Linked DNA regions of Homo sapiens: all the other regions are linked to region 1. A link is an interaction called in ENCODE POLR2A ChIA-PET data of the cell type or tissue named here. Cell type or tissue: HepG2. All regions are shown on one strand. Each heading gives the region's core, and the rest is flanking DNA. Links, peaks and the distances in the headings are about the cores only.

Region 1 (6,571 bases), core at 608-5,607:
GCCAGTAAGACTGTCTCCAGGTTGGACAGCAAAAAATGTCTCTGTACTTTGCCAAAGTTCCCCTGTTGTGGGGCAGGGTGAGGGCAGGAGAAAGGGTCAATGCTGGTTGACAGCCGCTGAACTAAAGGCGGAACAGCAGCGTGACTGGAAGCCCAGGCTTTGACACCAGACAGATATGATTGGCGCCCACTGTCAGCCACTGTCTGGCCTTTGGCAGCCACTAACTTCCTTGGGGCTTGGTGTCGGGGTGTACCCTGGGCAGGCCATCAGAATGATGCCTCCAGGGGCAGACAATGAGAGGGCGCATTGGAGAGAATTTTAAAACAATAATATTAGCTAAAAATTAGTTTGCTTCTTACTATCATCAAGTGATAGCAATTCTAAACAATGTCGCTCATAAATTACTCCTCCTGCTCCCAATCCTGGTCCCTGTCCCCTCTTGTTTCATGTCTTCATCTGCAAATCGTGGATTTAAGAGTGCTCATTCTTCCCATATGGCGCACAAAGTCCTCGGTAACTTTTGATTCTCTAAACTTAGAAGCAGTAGGTGGCGTGCGTCACCAATGTACACTGTGCGTTCCTGGAGGAGTCAAGCAGACCCACTAGGAAAGAGGACGAGACACAAGGTTAACTGCCCCCTCACCTCCGCGCCACTATTTAGAAGCCCAGGAGGTGCCTCATCCCTGAAGTCAACAGGCTTGACCCCCCTAGTCTAGAATGCCTCCACAGTGTCAAGGGAGAGGGCAGGATGGGAAGCGGATGTTAGAAAAGTTCAACATTAACAAGGCAGGGTGTCCTGACACACCACTTAATGAAAAAATGCAGGCAAAACCTACTGTGTGTGTGTGTGTGTGTGTGTGTCTGGGAAGAGAGAGAGAGATTCATCTGGAAAGATGTTCATCAAAATGTGAATAACTTATGGGATTTGAGTGTACTTTTATTTTTACTTTATATCTTACAGATTTGCAAAAAAGAAACCTTTTACATTTTAATAAAATAAGTGATACAAGAAATCTATCATTTATTTCATTAAATTTTTTTTCAATTAAAAAAAGACCCAGAGGAAGGATAGAGAGAGTGGAGCAGAGATGAGGCCAGGAGGGAATCCAGGTGGAGACAGGAAAACTGGAGACAGTCGGTGAGGAGAGAGGCCTGGGTGTTGGCAGAGGGTGGCGTGCCCTGGGAGTCACCTCCTGGCAAGGACTGTGTTGCTCAGGCTGCCAAGGTCCTCCCAGCTTCTCACCAGCTTCCCAGCTGCCCTGCCCGTGCTGTGTACCCTCTGGGTTTCCTTGCACAATGGGGCGGCCATGGAGGGTGGGGGCAGGGTGACCAAAACAGGCAGAAAGGGAAAAAACAAGAAGACAAGGTCCAGGGTCCTCACCCAACCCCGCCAGAAGGAAAGCTCGTGAAGGCAGCCTTTGGAAGGACTCTCCCTGGGTTCTCTTCTTCCCCTCCCTGGTCCTCACTCAAAGGACAGCTTAATCTCTCTCTCTCTCTCTCTTACACACACACACATACACACACATACACACACACTGAGTTAGGGTTTCCAGTTCAGGGTGTGTGTGTGTGTGTGTGTGTATGTGTATGTGTGTGTTTGTGTTTTTTGTGTGTTTTGTGTGTGTGTTTGTGTGTGTGTTTGTGTGTCTGTGTTTGTGTGTTTGGGTGTGTGTTTGTGCGTGTGTTTTTGTGTGTGTTTGTGTTTGTGCGTGTGTTTTGTGTGTGTCTGTGTGTTTGTGTGTGTGTCTGTGTGTGTTTGTGAGTGTGTGTGTGTGAGAGAGAGAGTGTGTATGTGTGTGTGTGTGAGTGGGGTCTCCTGTGGCAGGAAGGTCAGCCAAGCTACTATAATCATTCCAGGGAACATCACTCCCTACCAGCAGAGCTGAAATCGCAGCTCTCCTGCCTGGCTACTTCCCCTGGACAATAACAACCCCAGACTTCTTGCTACAGAGGAAGTGTGGCTGCCCACAGTTGGTGTGGCAACTGCACAGCCTCCACAGTTGGATCTGCTGTCCTTGACCCATCCAGGGCCTGTGCTAGGCCCACCCAAGGGCTCCTCCCAGTCTCCCCCTCCCCCATCCTAGGAACTAACGTTAATCCCTTTTGATTCCCAAAGCCTTAAAGTGTCAGAACCAAACCACCTAGCCCCATTGTACAGATGAGAACACCAAGGCCCAGAGAGCACAGGCACTTGGCTAAAGTCACACAGATGACAGAATGGTGGAAGTCCAGTTCTCTTGCAGGTTGGCTTCCTGACACCCCAGTGCACTCCCTTCCTCTAGAGCTCCCCCCCAGAGCATCCCCTGAAGAGCTCCTCTGTTTCCCAAACCTGCCTGGGGAGGGGAGGTGGGGAGCTGGAGGTTTCCTGTCTGGGCTGAGAGTGAAAGGGCTGAAAGAAGGAACGAGGAAGGAGCAGCCAGCAGCCACAAAAGGCTTCAAAGGGCTTGGGCCTCCGCCAAACTGGCTGTGCACAGCCCAGTGGAGCCTGCGCCCACCCTGCGGCCAAGGCCATTCATTCTCTCTCTCCCTCACAGAAGCATTAGGAGACTAGGGCCTGGGAGGAAGCTTCCCTGCAACTCCAGGTCCTGCCACCCAAGGCGCGAGCTCTGGGAATGTGTCCCGCCTCCTGCTACAGCCCCAGCAGGCAGGAGGCAAAGCAGGCCAACCCCAACCTGCCTGCAGCCTGGAGCAGGATTATGAATCAGATGTGGCTCTCCAGGTTGGAAGGAATGTGGATCATAGATAGAGACACTAAGGCCCAAGGAAGGGCCAGAGAGTGGCAAAGACAGCGCAGGATCCACGTGGGTGATGATTTTTTTCCTGTAGGTCCCTCCTGACGGCAGAAGCCACCTACAGCTTGAAGTCTTCTTTGGCGAAGGGAAAAGACAGGAGAGAGAGAGGGAAAGGCAAGCTCCCAGGTTCCCTGTTGGCGCAGGTGGCATTTTGGGGGGAAACAGGGTTATGCACTGTGGGAGATTCGATTCGGAGCCAGGGGCTGAGCCTAAGGCTGGGATCTGTGTGGCTGAGATCTGTGCTCACTTCGAGGTTTCCGTGCTTGCCTGGACGGCTCTTGCGCCCTGGGATCTGTAAACCCCAAGGGTGGTGCGCCCTGGGGTCGCCATGCCCCTCAGATTCTTTACAGGGCACCTCCCATCCGGCACCTGGAGCTCCTGAGTGCGCGCGCCCCGGGAGAGCTGTGCTCCCCGCGAAATCCGTGCGCTCCAGCTCAGGGCTCCCGGGATCGGTGCCCGTTAGTGGGCACAGGACGCCGGGTGTCCGAAGGGCTGCCTGGAGATGCAACTGACCTTGGCGGGCATCAGAATGACGAGTGGCAGCAGCAGGAGCGGGGTGACGAACAAGATCACGAAGGACTTGAACTTGGAGACATAGCTCAGCGCCGAGGCCATCGCGCGGGAGGGAGACTGGCGGGCGAGACGAGTGAGGGGCAGCTAGAGGCGCCGCGGGCTTAAGAAGGGGCCACAGTCCCCGGGGATTGGGGAGGGGGCGGTGACAACTCCGCCCCGCACGGGGGCGCCTCCCCGCGGCCCTGGGGCGGGGCCACCCCTCGGGGTCTGTGGGACGCGCCTGCCCCCAATTCTGCCACCCGGCGGCGGTGGGAGGCGTCTTTGGACTCCAACGCTTCGGGCCAGCCCTCTAGGGGCAGCCTGGGCCCTAGCATCTCGCGCTGTCCAAGCCTCTCCTGCGCTGCCGAGGCAGAGGTGCGTCCCGGGGCTGCCAAGCGGGGCGTGTTTTGGTCACTGGTGCTGCCCGCTTTGGCGTAAGGCGCCCTCCCGCGTCCGCATCTGCTCTTTCCTGGGCTCTGAAGGGTCCCGGATGAAACTCTCTGCAGGCCTCTGGGTCTCTCAGGTCTATCTCCCCGATCTCCCTCTCCTTTCCATCTCCTTACTTCCGCCCCTCCGGTGTCTCTCCGAGAGGTGTCCCCCCACGCCCCGCGCCCTCCGCACCGCGGGCCTCGCTTCCCGGTCCCCCCTGGCTTCCTCGCCACGTCCGCCCCACTCTAGGTGCAGGACCCCTTTTCCCCGCTCGCACTCTCCGGCCCGGAGCTCCTGGGCGATCGCACAGGGAAGCGAGGCCACTGTCCTCCTCTGTCCCAGGGGCTGTCGCGCTCCAGTGGACGCTGCACCCCGCAGACGCCCGGCGGGCAGATGCGGACACGCGTCTTGGAGGGGCCCCACCGAGCCTCAGCAGCCGCAGCTGCCCGCCCGACCCAGGTCAGAGGGAAACGGAGCTCTAGAGAGGAAGGGACACAACTAAGGCGACACTGAGACAGTCGCCCATGTATTCATTCAGCCCGCCAGGCAACAGACAGGTGCCGAGCACCTCTTCTCCGCGAGGCCCTGTTTTGGGCACTGGAGACACACGGATGCAAAGACATCCCCACCTCTGTGATTTTCTTCTTTCCTCTCCTCTGCCTGCCTCTCATTCTGCAGCTTCCTTTTGGGGAGTCTCATCCATGCTGGTGGCCTAACCACAGCCGGCTCCTTAGTGATTACCATCCTCTGCCTTCAACCCAGCCATGATGCCAGAGTCCCAGATGTCCAGCCTTCCGCAGACTGGACGTGTCTCGGCCCGAAAATTCAACACATCCTGAATCAAGCTCATGAGTTCCTTCCTGTGACCTGCACCCAAGGACATGCATTCTCCCAAGCCCCTCCTGCAATTGCCTCCCTCCTGTCCTTTTCCCTTTGTAACTCTCATGCATATAGCCCTGGGTTTTCCCGCCTTTCCTGTGTCCCCAGGGCACTTAGCACAATTTGTACCTCTTATATTTATTGGTGTAATTTTTACTTTTTACTTTTTTATTTTTTAAGTGTTATTTCATTTTTAATTGACAAATCATTGTCTATATTTACGGGGTACCATGTGATTTTTCAATGTGTGTATAATTGTGGTGTGTTCAAATCAGGCTAATGAGCATATTTATCACTCGAATATTTATCATTTCTCTTGTTTTTGTTTTTTGTTTGTTTGTTTGAGACAGAGTTGTGCTCCTGTCACCCAGGCTGGAGTGCAGTGGCACGATCTCGGCTCACTGCAACCTCTGCCACCTAGGTTCAAGCAAATCTCCTGCTTCAGCCTCCCAAGTAGCTGGGATTACAGGTGTGCACCACCACGCCCGGCTAATTTTTTGCATTTTTAGTAGAAATGGGGTTTCACCATGTTAGCCAGGCTGGTCTCGAACTCCTGACCTCAGGTGATCCGCCCACCTCGGTCTCCCAAAGTGCTGGGATTACAGGCGTGAGCCACCGCGTCTGGCCCAAATATTTGTCATTTCTTTGTGGTGAGAACATTTAAAATATCTTGTAGCTATTTTAAAATATATGACACATTATTATGATGTAATTTCTATTTACTGTCTGTTTTATTCATCACCACCTGTCCAGCTAGTGCCTTTCTCAGTGCCTAATCCAGGATGTGCACTCAAACCTTTTTCTCCGGGATGCATGAATGAGAGCAAGTAAACAACTTCAGTTCTTTTTTCTTTTCTTTTTTTTTAATTTTACTTTAAGTTCTGGGATACATGTGCAGAATGTGCAGGTTTGTTACATAGGTATACATGTGCCATGGTGGTTTGCTGCAGCTATCAACCGGACATTTAGGTTTTAAGACCCACATGCATTAGGTATTTGTCCTAATGCTCTCCCTCCCCTTGCCCTCCAACCCCCTGACAGGCCCCCGTGTGTGATGTTCCCCTCCCTGTGTCAATGCGTTCTCACTGTTCAACTCCCACTTATGACTGAGAACATGTGGTGTTTGGTTTTCTGTTCCTGTGTTAGTTTGCTGAGAATGATGGCTTCCAGCTTCATCCATGTCCCTGCAAAGGACATGACCTCATTATTTTTAATGGCTGCATAGTATTCCATGGTATGTATGTGCCACATTTTCTTTATCCAGTCTATCATTGATGGACATTTGGGTTGGTTTTAAGTCTTTGCTATTGTAAATAGTGTGCATGTGTCTTTATAGCAGCATGATTTATAATCCTTTGGGTATATACCCAGTAATAAAATTGCTGGGTCAAATGATATTTCTGGTTCTAGATCCTTGAGGAATCGCCACAGTGTCTTCCACAATGGTTGAACTAATTTACACTCCCACCAACAATGTAAAAGTACAACTTCTGTTCTTAATACAACTGCTTCCAAAGGGATTCACCAGAGCATGGACTCTGAGGCTAGAGTTCCTGGGCTTATATCTTGCCCTAGCTCATCCTGGCTGTGTGCCTCAGACAAGTTGCTCTCTATGAGCTTATCCTGTCATAAATGGAGATAATAGCACCAACTTTGATTTTAAATGGCTGTTTTGGAGATTATATGAGTTCATGGTCAGAGCTTAACTCAGTGCGTTGGCATATAGTCAGCTGTTAGTAAATATCCATTCTTGCAATTGTATGCAAAATACCCTGGTTGGTGAGGCCTTAAGAGAAGGATCCACCAACTCTGCCTAAGTAATGAAGGAAGGTTTCACAGAGGAGGTGGCAGAGCTTGCAGTGAGCCATGATCGCACCACTGCACTCCAGCCTGGGTGACAGAGCCAGACTCCGTCCCCC
Region 2 (6,571 bases), core at 480-5,479, 140 kb after region 1:
TCCAAGTTCTCTTGCACAGGTGAGATGTGGATAACACATAGGTCTTATGGCTGTTGGTGGTTTGTCCTGTTTTGGAGTTTGCAGGGATTACTTGTCTAGCTTTTTGTAAATGTGATTCATGAGTATTTGATTTTGCTATCTAGTTCTGTCTGTTTTTATGTGGATATCCAGGAAGATCCAAATTCTATGCTGCCTCCACTGAAACTGTCTTCCCAGAAATGTATTACTTTTTGTCATTAAAAAGGAGGTATAGGAAGATTAATCTATGCACTGCATTTGGAAAGGTGTTTGTTTGTTTGTTGTTTATTTTTAGGTTGCAGTGATGGCAGGGAGCCAATGTTGATTTCTGATATGGGAGGATGATGATCAGAGCTGGTCATCTGAAAGATTAACTTGGCAGAAGTTTGAAGATTGAAGAAAAGTAGTGGAGTGAGAAGGCCAATTCTGACAGTACATCAGCAGTCCAAATAGGAGATGATAATGAGGGAAAGGTGAGTGGGAAGGGCAAGGAAAAGACAGCTGTGGGGAATTCAATAAACGCTGAATCAGTGGCTTGGTGGTGAGGGAAGGATGAAGAAGAGTTAGAAGAATCAGAATTGACTGAAAATTTGTAGGATGAATGTCTAGGGGAATAATATTACCCAAAACACCAGTGTAGATGAGGAAAATGATATGGTGACAGTAATAATGAGGGGTCAGAGGGAGAGCAGTGACTAATTTTTTTTTTTTAATTTGCATTTCACTAGCTGGAGGTACCTCAAGAAAAAGATGTTGTGTGTGAATGTGCAGGGCTGAGGGAAAGGTCCATGCTAGACACACAGATTTGAGAGTCATCTGCAAAGTATACTCCAGGAAAGATAGAACAAATGGCACTATATATCCACAGAAAACTTAGAAACACTATTCCTGAAATAAAGATTGCCTTTGCTCATTGAAAATGTTCACAGTGTTTCAAGTTAACAACTAGTAAAGGACCAAGAGCAAGAACTATCCTCAGGAAAATACTGGCTATAAAAAGAAAGACCTGAAGCTCTATGTGTACAAGTGGTGCTTGTAAATTTTTCTGAGTAGTCTGGTGGTGATTATTGGGGCATCCCCAGATATTGATATTTGGAGATATTTTCTCTGGGGCAATTCAGAATTTTTTTTTTTTTTTTTTTCGAGTTGGAGTCTCGATCTGTCGCCCAGGCTGGAGTGCAGCTGCGAGATCTCTACTCACCACAAGCTCCGCCTCCCGGGTTCACGCCATTCTCCTGCCTCAGCCTCCCAGGTGGCTGGGATTACAGGCGCGCCCGCCACCACGCCCGGCTAATTTTTTTGTATTTTTAGTAGAGGCGGGGTTTCACCATGTTAGCCGGGATGGTCTCGATCTCCTGACCTTGTGATCCGCCCACCTCAGCCTCCCAAAGTGCTGGGATTACGCCACCATGCCCGGCCCAGAATTTTTTTTTAATAGATTATTCTTCCAATTGCCTGAATTCAGAACAACACCTGGCTCCTGATGTTCTAGGGGCAGGGAGCGGGAAAAAGGATGGGGCTTCACTGTTCATTTTGCAGACTTTGACGTTATCCCCATTTTACGTTATCCCCCAATCGAACTGATCTCTGTACCTAATGCTCTAAGTTCAGACCCTCTTCATTTCAGTTTCTCCAGAGAATAAAACTCTAGGGTCTTGACAAAGGTGTATCTTCCGTGCAAGGTGGGGTATGTGGGTTGGGCATTGTTCCATATATAGACTTTTAGCCAGTCCTGGTATTTCTCACTTTCATGTATTCTAGGAAACGGGTAACTCCAAGGCTTGGATCTTTGGGGGGTTCTCTGAGAGCTCTTTGTCTTGGTACTTACTGGTATTCCCCCTCAACGCATTTTAGGGTATAGCTTCTAATAAGTAAAGCTGGAATCCATTTCTCCATCTGTGTTAGTCTGTTTTGCATTACTATTAATATAAAGGAATACCTGAGGCTGGGTAATTTATAAAGAAAAGAGGGGCCTCCCACTTTGGGAGGCTGAGGCGGGCGGATCATGAGGTCAAGAGACTGAGACCATCCTGGCCAACATGGTGAAACTCGTCTCTACTAAAAATAAAAAAATTAGCTGGGCGTGGTGGCACGTGCCTGTAGTCCCAGCTACTCCGGAGGCCGAGGCAGGAGAATCACTTGGACCTGGGAGGCGGAGGTTGCAGTGAGCCCAGATCGCATCACTGCACTGCAGCCTGGCTACCGAGCGAGACTCCATCTCAAAAAAAAAAAGAAAAAAAGAAGAGAGGTTTGTTTGGCTCATGATTCTGCAGACTGTACAAGAAGCATGTCACTAGTATCTATGTCTGATAGGGGACTCAGGAAGGTTCTACTCATGTTGAAGGGTGAAGGGGAAGCAGGCATGTCACACGGTGAGAAAGTGAGCTAGAGAGATGCCAGGCTCTTTTAAACAACCAGCCCAGCTCTCACGTGACGTAATAGAACAAGAACTCACTAATTACCAACGGGAAGGCACCAAACCATTGAGGAGGGATTTGTCCTCATTACCCAAACACTTCCCACCGGGCCTCACCTTGAACGCTGGAGATCAAATTTTAACATGGTATTTGGTGGGGACAAACCCTATCAGCAGCTGCTTTTAATATTTAAAAAAATATTTTGAGAGAGGGCCCACAGACCCTCTGAAAGAAGCAGACTGCTCCTGCAGGACCCGGGGGACACCCCAAATACTGTGAGTGCCCCAACTGCGGAAGTGGGAAAGGGAGACCCTCCTTTCCGGAACACACACCCCCTACTGGAGAAGCTGAAGGTCTGCTTCCGGGAGATGCTCCCGACTTCACCTGGAGCTGAGTCAAGTTAGAGAACCGGACCAAGCGAAATACAGGGGCAGAGGAGGCAGCAGGGAGGCCCTGGGAGCTCTTTGAATCCCCAGGTAGCCTATTCCTGCCTGGCACCACTGGGATTCATCAGGAGGGAGGCCAGAGGAGCAGGAGGTAAAACCCTACCGGGAGAAGGACTTCCCTAGCTGAATTTTGTAACAATTTGAGTGGGGCGAGAAGCCTCCTGGCCGGAACTTGGGGGAGGATGCGGATCTGGCTTGCAGACTTCACAGGTGGGGGAAGAACTAAAGCCCTTTTCTTTCACAGGTGGGAGGCGGAAAGCCTCGGGCAAGTTTTCAAGCCCGTCCTCTGTCTGGAAACAGACTCAGAGGTGTTGCAGGGGACACGGTGGGAGTGAGACCAGCCCTTCGGTGTGCGTGGGATCTGGGGGAGGCCTGTGACTGCCGGCTTTCCCCTGCTTCTCTGACAACCTGCATGACTCAGCAGAGGCAGCCATAATCCTGGAGAGCCCCGGTTTAAGATCTCCAGGTGAAGTAGATTTTTATTGTAAGTAACTCCTGTACTTTTTAAGTTGTGAGACATGCATTCAAGGTTGAATTCTGAAATCATGTCTGAATTAACTTCACTGGAGTCTTCTGTTGCCCTTATAGAGTAGGGAATTCTCATAGTTCTGCTAGTAATTGTTTTTTGAGGGGGCAGGTGTGGTCTAACAAGGAAAGGCTAGAGAGCAATTAGGACCAAGGGAAAGACCTTGGGCCATGGAAGGTTGAGTTCTCTGAAAGTTTTAAAAATATAAATATGTATTTTTACTCTAGAGATGCGGTCTCACTAAGTTGTCCAGGCTGGTCTCAAGTAATCCTCCTGCCTTAGCCTCCCAAAGTTCTGGGATTACAGGAATGAGCCACCACACCTGGCCTCACCTCAGAACGTTTTGAAAATTTTAGTTTTGTCTGTTTGCTTGTTCAATCATTCTGCATGACTGGATATGGTGAGGATCATGTAATTTGGGGGACAGAGGAAGAACTCTTGGATTTTTTTGGATGACTTTACTGGTGCGATGAGTTCCCTGGTCACTTGACAGGGCAAGTAGAATTCCTCAGGAGGGGAAAATTTGTTCTAAGAGAACAAACAGTTGCAGCTGTGGGCTTCTTACGTGGAAAAGCTTCTAGTCAATAAGTGAACATAAAAACAATGGCCAGGGCATATTAATAACACTGACTTAGGAAGTTGAATAAAATATCTTTGCCAATAGAGAAAGAGTCCTGCTAGAGGTGGCTCTCTTCCTCGTTCTACCTTTATAACTTTTCCAGGATTCTGTTGTTGGCAGATATTCCAAGTAAGGAGTGAAGTTTCCCCACAAATGATGATGAAGGCATTGAGTCAGTATTTTCCCATGATGAAAAATTTTGTGAAGACTGAACTTCAGGTCAGGGACGAAGGAGAGCCCAAGTAGCCTTCTCAGTGTCTTCAAAGCCTATCTTTGGACTTTTTGGTGGGTAAAACATCCACCTTGTTTTCAATTAGCCTTTTCATCTTCAGGGGCCTTTAACTGAGATATTTTAATGTCCTCAAATAGAGGATAAATTGGCAAACTGAGTAGGTTTAATATCTGGTCTGATTACAGTGGGACTGGGACAGATTTATAAACTGCTACTTAGCATACTTATCAGCTGAGCTTCCCCTTGCCTTAGGGGTCTATTGCCCATATAAGCTTCTATCTTGAGTATGGCCAGCTCTTGTAATAATAAGGCCTCTAGGAGGTTACCCACATTTCCCATTTTAAACTAGTAGTCACAAATTCCCTGGCTTTCCACAACAGGTCAAAGTCATGTAATACCCTAAAAACATATCTGTTATCTGTGTTGATGTTAACTCTTTGATTCTTAGCTAAAGTGTAGGTTCTTGTGAGAGCCACAAATTATTCTATCTGATATAATTTGCACTGGGTAAAGCCTCATATGTTATGGGACTGTGGATATATGCAATGGCATATTCAGCCTGGAAACCTCTTTCTGAAGTCAGAGGTATGAACTATCAACAAAGAAAATGAGATCTGGATCTATAAGAGGTACTTCAGAAAGATCAGGACGGGGAAAGGTTAGAGCTTAGGTGGCTGAAATACAGTCATGGTGGTTGTACTTCAGTTGGGAGAGAAATGGTAACAAGGTTAAGATTTTGGTAATGGTGAATAGTAATGTGAGAAGGAGCAAACAAAAGGATCTCATAAGAGGTAAGGTTAGAGGTTGAAAAACGTTGGGGGTTCGCAGTCAGGACAAAGATGTGAACCACTTGGGCACAGAAGTGTGCGAAGTATGACCTAGCACAAAATCAACTGTGGCTTGAATCAAATTTGCTGTTGCCATGACAACTCAGAAGCAAGGAAGGAAGGCTTGAGCTATAGGGCCTAGCAAGAAGGTAAAATATCCAATGGGCCTCAGGCTCCTTTTGTATTTCTGAGACAGGACATCTAAAGTATGTTCTCTCTCATGAATGAATAGGCAGAAGGGCAAGGAGTAGTTGGGGAGTCCCAAGCTGGGGGAAGAGGAAAGGGAGGTTTTTAAAAGGATCCAATACTGTTATAGAGGTTAATTCTCGTTCTAGGGGTTCAGACAAGGAATCCACATTCTACAATAGCCAACCAGTCTGAGAAAGTCCAGGAGTTGTCTCATTGTTTTAGATAAAGTGTAATTAAGGATGCTTTTCATACATCTGGAGACAAAGTTTTTCCCTTACAGGAGATGTCATGTTTTAGAGAGTGAAACTGAAAATAGGAAAACTAAGGATAGTGAAATTATATTTTGTCTCTTGAAAACAATGTCCCTTTTAAGTCAGATCATCCAAAAGGTATCGAGTATCTGCCAATAAATTATCAAATGTACTGGAGCAAAGAAGGTGGACATCTACGTATTGCATGACGATGCAATTACAAAGGAAAACCAAATCCTTTAAATTTGCATTTTTAAAAATATTAAACATTTAGGTTCAGGGGTACATATGCAGGTTTGTTACGTAGGTAAATTTTGTGTCATAGAGGTTTGGTGTACAGATTATTTTGTCACCCAGGTGATAAGCAGGTTTCTTGATAGGTAGTTTGTTTTGATCCCCACTCTCCTCCCACCCTCCACCCTCAAGTACGCCTCAGTGTCTGTTGTTCCCTTCCTTGTGTCCAGTTATAAGTTAAAACACGTAGTCTTTAGTTTTCTGTTCCTGCATTAGTTCGCTTAGGATAATGGCCTCCAGCCCCATCCATGTTGCTGCAAAGGACATGACCTTTTTTTTAATGGCTATGTAGTATTCCATGATGTATACGTACCACATTTTCTTTATCCAGTCTACCATTGATGGACATTTAGGTTGATTCCATGTCTTTACTGTTACGAATAGTGCTAGGTGAACATATGTGTCCACGTGTCTTTGGGGCAAAACAATTTATGTTCCTTTGGGTATATACCCAATAATGGGATTTCTGGGCTAAATGGTAGTCCTGTTTTAAGTACTTTGAGAAAATGCCAAACTGTTTTCCCTAGTGGCTGAACTAATTTACGCTCCCACCAGCAGTATATAAGCATTTCCTTTTCTGTGCAACTTCTCCAGCGGCTGTTATTTTTTGCGGTTTTATTAATAGCCGTTCTGACTGGTATGAGATGGTACCTCAGTGTGGTTTTGATTTGCATTTGTCTGATGATTAGTGATGTTGAACTTTTTTTCATACGCCTTTTGGCCCTATGTATGTCTTCTTTTGAAAAGTGTCT
Region 3 (6,571 bases), core at 689-5,688, 83 kb after region 1:
TCGCTTCACCTCCCTCCCCACTACACCTGCTACATGATAGGTGCTCAATAAATGTGGGATATATTATTTTGAAATTTGTACTTTTCTGTGGTCCCAGCTACTCAGGAGGCTGAGGAAGGAGGATCACCTGAGCCTGGGGAGGTCGAGCCTGCAGTGAGTCCTGATCATGCTTCTGAACTCCAGATTGGGTGACAGAGCAAGATTCTGTCAAAAGAGAAAGAAAAAGAAAGAAAGAAAGGAAAGAGAAAGAAAGAAAGAAAGAAAGAAAGAGAGAGAGAGAGAGAGAGAAAGAAAGAAAGAAAGAAAGAAAGAAAGAAAGAAAGAAAGAAAAAGAAGAAGGAAGGAAGGGAGGGAGGGAAAGAAAGAAGAAAAAGAAAGAAAGAGAGAGAGAAAGAAAGAAAGAAAGAAGAAAGGAAGGAAAGAAAAAGAAAGAAAGAAAGAAAGGAAAGAAAGAGAAAGAAAAAGAAAGAAAGAGGGAGAAAGGTAATTTGTACTTTTTATTTTTATTTTTTTCTTTTTTTGAGACAGTTTCACTCTGCTAGAACGCAGTGGCGTGATCTCAGCTCACTGCAACCTCTGCCTCCTGGGTTCAAGTGATTCTCTTGCTTCAGCCTAGCGAGTAGCTGGGATTACAGGAGCCACCACCACGCCTGGCTAATTTTTGTAATTTTAGCAGAAACGGGGTTTCACCATGTTGTCCAGGCTGGTCTCAAACTCCTGACATCAGGTGGTCCACCCACCTCAGCCTCCCAAAGTGCTGAGATTGCAGGCATGAGCCACCGTGCCTGGACAAATTTGGACTTTTTAAAGCCCTGGTACTACTTTTCAATATTTACTCTTAGTTCAAAGAGTTAGTTCTCAAAATATTGGAAACTAACTCATTTAAGAAGAAACTGGGTACCATTTAATGGGAACCCACTACATCAGGCACTGTACATACCATAACTCATTTTATCTTCACAACATCCTGGCAAGAAGAATGTTCTTCATCTGATTTACAGACCAAGAAAAGGAAGATCAGATAAATAACTTCCCTGAAGCCTCACAGCCACTTTGTGCAGAGCAGGAATTTGAATCTCACCCTCTCCTTTCACTGCCCCACACTCTCTGCTGTTGCAGAGGTGGTATCCTGGCAAGACGCTGACTCAGCCTTTCTAGGAAATGGTGATTTGGAACTTGACAATGATCTTTCAAAAACTTCAGTCTTAAATTAGGCAGTTACCTGCTGATCTGATACGTAGAAACCCCTGCCTAGAAAGGTGCCCTTGGGATGTATCTACACTTGCTAAGAGGAAGAAATTTCCCTGACATGCATTGGTCAATTGGAAACCCCAAGAATCTCACTAGCCTCCTCTATCCCAGGGCCTGGGATGGCAAAGTGCTACACCAGAAAAGGGCTATGTGGATCACAAGGACAGTGTAGGCCTCATGACTCTGAGATAACAGAACAGAGGCACAGAGAGGCTAAGCAACTTACCTTAGGTCACACAGTAAGAGGAAGAGTGAGCCAGGATTTGAACCCTCGTGTATCTGACATAAAGGCCAGCATCCCATCTATAAAATGGGGCTAGTAATCATACCAGCCTCTTCAGGTTTTTGTAAAGATTTGATGAGAAAATATACGAGAAGTCACTTTATGAACTGTGGATCACAGCTGAGTGTGACACGTCATCACTATTGTCGCCCATCAGTCAATTATCTGGGATAGCCTGAGGTTGTGTCATACCTACATAAGCCACAGAAAAATAGACTCATGAAAGAATCAGGGCTGGGCATGAATGAACGAGAAACTACATTTAAATGGAGCCCAGACTGCACGGGAACCAAAGTGGGGTTCTAATACCATTGGGTTGATTACCTATGGCAGAAACAGCCCAAGCAAATATGTGACCAAATGCTAACATCACACCTAAATGTCTAAGCTGTTCTGTAATTTTGAACATTAATCTGTTTTCAGGGGATGATCCAGGGAAAAGAATGAATCAAGCCATTGCTGTGGTATTTGGACCAGTGGCCACTTGCCATTGACTTGGTGAGAACGAGGATGCAGATTTACTTTTCATGCTCTTAGGAGTATAAGTCTAGGATCTGGGTCCACTCTGAGGAATCTTTCCTCTCCACTCCCACTGGCTATTAGGAATCTTAGGAACCAATAAGCTAGAAACTTGACTGTTTATACTTTCCTCATTTGTTTCAGTGGATTAAGGTACCTAATTGTTCCATAACACCCTACGGTTTCTAACTGGCTTTCATTTAACATTGACACCGTTAATGCCACCACGCAAGAATGAACTGTTTACTTGCCTGAGAAATTGCATGTGGGATTTAAAACTTTTTCTAAGATTCATTTTTTCAACTGATGATCTCTCAGGAGTATTTTCTGGTGGTGTTTGAGACAGTGACTGATGTTGGCATTTTCCCAGGGTGTGGAAGCCCCCAAGTTTAAAGCCCAGCTGACTCCGTGTGCCAGATCTTCACACAAGAAGGACCAGTGATATAAGGGGTTCTCCAATTATAAAATTAACAACTGGGAGGGATAAAAAAATCGCACCACTAACTTTGGAGAATTAGCTGAGAAAAATTTTACGTAGAGGAAAAAAGACTTGGAAAATTGTCTTCTGAATTAAACATATTAGTCTTCTTCAGGTAGCAGCAAATAGAACAATTGATTGTGACCGAGTGCCTTTCTTTCTTTCTTTCTTTCTTTTTTTTTTTTTTTTTTTTTTTTTTGAGATGGAGGTTTGCTCTTTGTTGCCCAGGCTGGAATGCAGTGGTATGATCTCAGCTCACTGAAACCTCTGCCTCCTGGGTTCAAGCGATTCTCCTGTCTCAGCCTCCCAAGTAGCTGGGATTACAGGCACCCACCACCACACCCGGATAATTTTTGTATTTTTTTTTTTAGTAGAGATGGTGTTTCACCATGTTGGCCAGGCTGGTCTCGAATTCCTGACCTTGGTGATCCACCCATCGTGGGCTCCCAAAGTGCTGGGATTACAGGCATGAGCCACCACACCAGGCCTCCAAGTACCTTTCTTATGGACCAAGTTCATTTCCAATATTTTAGCAGTGGCGTTAGGTAGACTGTATATGATGATTCTCCTAAATAAGGTTATTCTCTTTCTGTTAAATATGGTTTTCATTGATTTATGGATGTATCTGGAACTATTATTTTGGCAGGTTTTACAAGGCCTCAGAATCGGTTCGGATGCAGGAACTGTGTTTGACGTTTATGTCGAAGTTCTCATCAAAGCCTGGAAAATGTGGAGCCTCTTTTGCAAGAGTGGAGATTGTTGCCTTTAAGCCAGATCTTAAACACTGTTAGCTCATTGTGAAAAACACAAGTGCCAGTGATTAACAAAGAATGTTTACTTAATTTACTTCAGATCTGGTCTCAGTTAAAGGTTAGCTCATCCTTATCAGGTGGTCACAGAAACTAGATCCCAGTAGCAGAGTGACCTTTGGAAGCTAGAATTGTAGTCAATGGACTTAAAGTGAGATCGTGGGAGCCAGTTCTTCACTTAATTAAGCAGAGTTGAAAGACTTTCTTCTTTCCAGCTCCCTATTTTCCTTCCTTGGGCTATTTTCTGTAAGTCAGACTTGGTTTGCCTCAATACTACATATGCCCTGTAAAAATAAATTAACTACAAGAGACTGTTGACTGTATGGCCACCAGCCCTGCCCTGGTGTGTGTCCTTTGCAACACTAGTGTCTGAGGTGGAGCCCTCCATTCCTCGTGTTTTTCATCCACTCCCCCTTTCCTTCCTCTCCCCCGCCAGTAGAGGACTGTTTGCGCAAGAGACCAATGGATTAGCCAGCAGGTCTAAGCAGCTGCAAGGATAGGTCTCTCTTTTGCCCGGGGGAGAGAGATACCAGCTTGACTCGTGATCAGGTACTTTATTCCTTATGATAGGGAGCTCAGAATCCAGCATCAGTGTTCCTATTAATTTCTTGTTAGTTTTGTAGCTTTGGGTATCTGCACTTGTCAACAGTAGGCTGTAAGAATATTTATTGGAAACCACAAAAATCTCACTAGCCTCCTCTATCCCGGAGCCTGGGATGGCAAAGTGCTACACCAGAAAAGGGCTATGTGGATCACAAGGACAGTGTAGGCCTCATGACTCTGAGATAACAGAACAGAGGCACAGAGAGGCTAAGCAACTTACCCTAGGTCACACAGTAAGAGGAAGAGTGAGCCAGGATTTGAACCTTGGTGTGTCTGACATAAAGGCCAGCATCCCATCTATAAAATGGAGCTAGTAATCATACCAGCCTCTTCAGGTTTTTGTAAAGATTTGATGAGAAAATATACAAGAAGTCACTTTATGAACTGTGGATCACAGCCAAGTGTGACAGGTCATCACTATTGTTGCCCATCAGTCAATTATCTGGGATGGCCTGAGGTTGTGTCATACCTACATAAGCCACAGAAAAATTGACTCATGAAAGAATCAGGGCTGGGCATGAATGAATGAGAAACTACGTTTAAATGGAGCCCAGACTGAACGGGAACCAAATGTGGGTTCTAATGCCATTACTCATTACTGTTACCCAAATATGATCCTGCTCCCCTGGGAGGGTGGCTCTGACCTTGTCACTCCCAAGCCTGGCACCCCCAGAGCATGCTAGAGTGGTGGTGGAGGGCAAAGATGACAAGACATGGACTCTCTGGGTTAGGGTGAGTGGCAGGCAACAGAATCCACAGAATAGAGAAGTACCTAGATTGGGTACTCTGGGAGAAAAACAACCTTCCGGAGATTTTCCCAGTGTGCCAAATCCTGTGCTACCCGAGAGAATTCCCACTCATCACTGCCAAATGAACCACGGAAGAGACAGAAACTTTGCTCCTGTGTTTCTTTTAATTATGTGGATTACAGACACGTTCAACTTTGGTTCTATGTTAAGAAAATTCAAGTTTAAATGACTCCCAATTTAAGTGATGGTATTTAAAAATAAATTTTGTGTTATCTAAGACAAAAATTGTACTTTGTCTTAAAAAGATATCTGGCTTGGATGGGTCAGAGGGGTACGGAACAGGGTGGCCTTCATCAGTAGCTACAAAGGCTTTTGCAACCGTGGGCTAATTGCAAATGTCCTTCATGAAACACAGGCTAAGACCAGATTTCATTTGTGAAACACATTGATACCCAATAAGACCTAGGAATTGCATGAGCAGATTTACTAACAAAACATTGCTTTATTGAAATCTTAGATGTTTCCGCATTTTATGTCTACATGTTGAGAAATGGCCTCAACCATAATCAAAATCACATTTCCCTTAAAAGCAGCATGTTCCAGACACTGTGTTGAGAGTCTTCCACACGTTATCTCGCCAATCTAGGCTTTATTAGTCTTATTTACAGATTAGGCAACTGAAGCTCGGGGAAGTTGAGTAACTTGGCGGGGATCACATCACAGGTAGAGCGTGGAGCTGATCCACCAGCTGATCTGAATCACATCTCCCTGCAGAGCCTGGGATCTGAATCCACCACTGAGGCTGGCTGCCTCTGAGAGCTGTATTCACAAGGAAGGATTTTGCCCAGTGTCTTCACACCCTGCCAGCCACATCCTCTGGGACAGACCTCAAAACCCTGCTAAGTTAGCAGAAACTCTGAGGTCTGCCCAGTGAGCTGGGAAGGCTTATTTGGACTCTTCCGAGCCAGAGCAGAAAAGCACCCAGAGGCTTCCCAGTGAGCAGAGAGGGGCCTCCCTCCTTGATTGAGGCATGGGAAGGGCTGTGTATTTGCTGAGCACTCTGAGAGGAGACGTTCAGCACTGGGGTGGCATAGATCAGAATTAACAGAATTAAGCCAGTGCTTTTGGCCTCAAAGGGGGTTTCTCCATCCCAGATTGGGAACATCCCTTTCTGATGGCAAAGAGTCTCTGGACCAAGGAGCACCTAGATTGCAAAGCTCCCAGGAATTAGGCCCACACTCTGCATTATCATTGTGCCCTATGACACCGTATGTGCAGCTAGACAGCCAGATTCAGGGAACAGCAAGGACAGGAAGAGTTCCAGACGATATAGTCCTTTCCTTACTTTACAGGTGGTCCTAAAGAAGGAGAGAAACTTTCCTGGCAGTGTTGCAACTAGAAGCTAGGTCTCCTGAGCCCCACACCGTCAGCTGTCCATGAGCACCGGGGAACCAAATGTTAGCAGAGTGTAGCAGCAGCTTCACACATGGGAGGGTGCTGAGATGGTAAGCCTCGTCCATGGAAAGTGTTCCTTCAATGTTAGCGGAATAAGGAACAAATGAGCAGTTTCCCACAGCAAATGTCTTCCTTTGACAGTCACCCACATAGATCTCTGACCTGCTGCAGCTCAGCGGAAGGCAGCCTCCCACAAGTTGAACTCTTTTTGGAAAAGAAACAGTAAGTATATAAAACAGTCTTGCTGAAAACTTGTAAAGAGGTACGTAACCATTAAAATAATTATAAAGACAATTTAGCAACATGAACAAAGGCTTGCAATAATTAGCAGTGAAGGAAAAAAATAATCCTGAAATTGAGTTTATGCCATGAGTACAATTGTGCAGAAATTATGTTGGTATAGGGTGGGACTGCTCACAATGGC

The links. ChIA-PET counts read pairs that join two places held together with the same protein. Peaks named below come from ENCODE experiments on the same cell type or tissue, not always from the same donor. Only the 100,000 strongest peaks of a DNase experiment are listed, where the experiment ranks them.
Region 2: POLR2A ChIA-PET joins it to region 1 with 13 read pairs; 2 of 35 experiments call an interaction of 5 or more read pairs at or near these places.
Region 3: POLR2A ChIA-PET joins it to region 1 with 20 read pairs; 6 of 35 experiments call an interaction of 5 or more read pairs at or near these places.

Annotation. Positions count from the first base shown.
Region 1 is chr17:6,709,927-6,716,497 of GRCh38, forward strand. It overlaps SLC13A5 (solute carrier family 13 member 5), which reads right to left and starts at 3,443. Exons shown (of 12, transcript NM_177550.5): 1 at 3,306-3,443. The coding sequence starts at 3,407. In HepG2, for the core only: CTCF peaks have their summits at 2,594 and 3,629; DNase peaks (open chromatin) are centred at 1,385, 2,015, 2,555 and 3,635; H3K4me3 peaks cover 2,887 bases.
Region 2 is chr17:6,851,089-6,857,659 of GRCh38, forward strand. It overlaps the pseudogene ALOX12P2. Among named protein-coding and RNA genes, the nearest start is that of TEKT1, 23 kb to the left of the region's middle. RefSeq lists an enhancer at 2,690-3,889. In HepG2, for the core only: a CTCF peak has its summit at 2,791; DNase peaks (open chromatin) are centred at 2,813 and 3,293; H3K4me3 peaks cover 1,835 bases.
Region 3 is chr17:6,792,819-6,799,389 of GRCh38, forward strand. It overlaps TEKT1 (tektin 1), which reads right to left. Exons shown (of 8, transcript NM_053285.2): 8 at 5,175-6,571. Among named protein-coding and RNA genes, the nearest start is that of FBXO39, 20 kb to the left of the region's middle. RefSeq lists an enhancer at 3,350-3,494 and a cis regulatory region at 3,413-3,430. In HepG2, for the core only: no CTCF peak of the experiment used is centred there; DNase peaks (open chromatin) are centred at 3,323 and 3,793; H3K4me3 peaks cover 650 bases.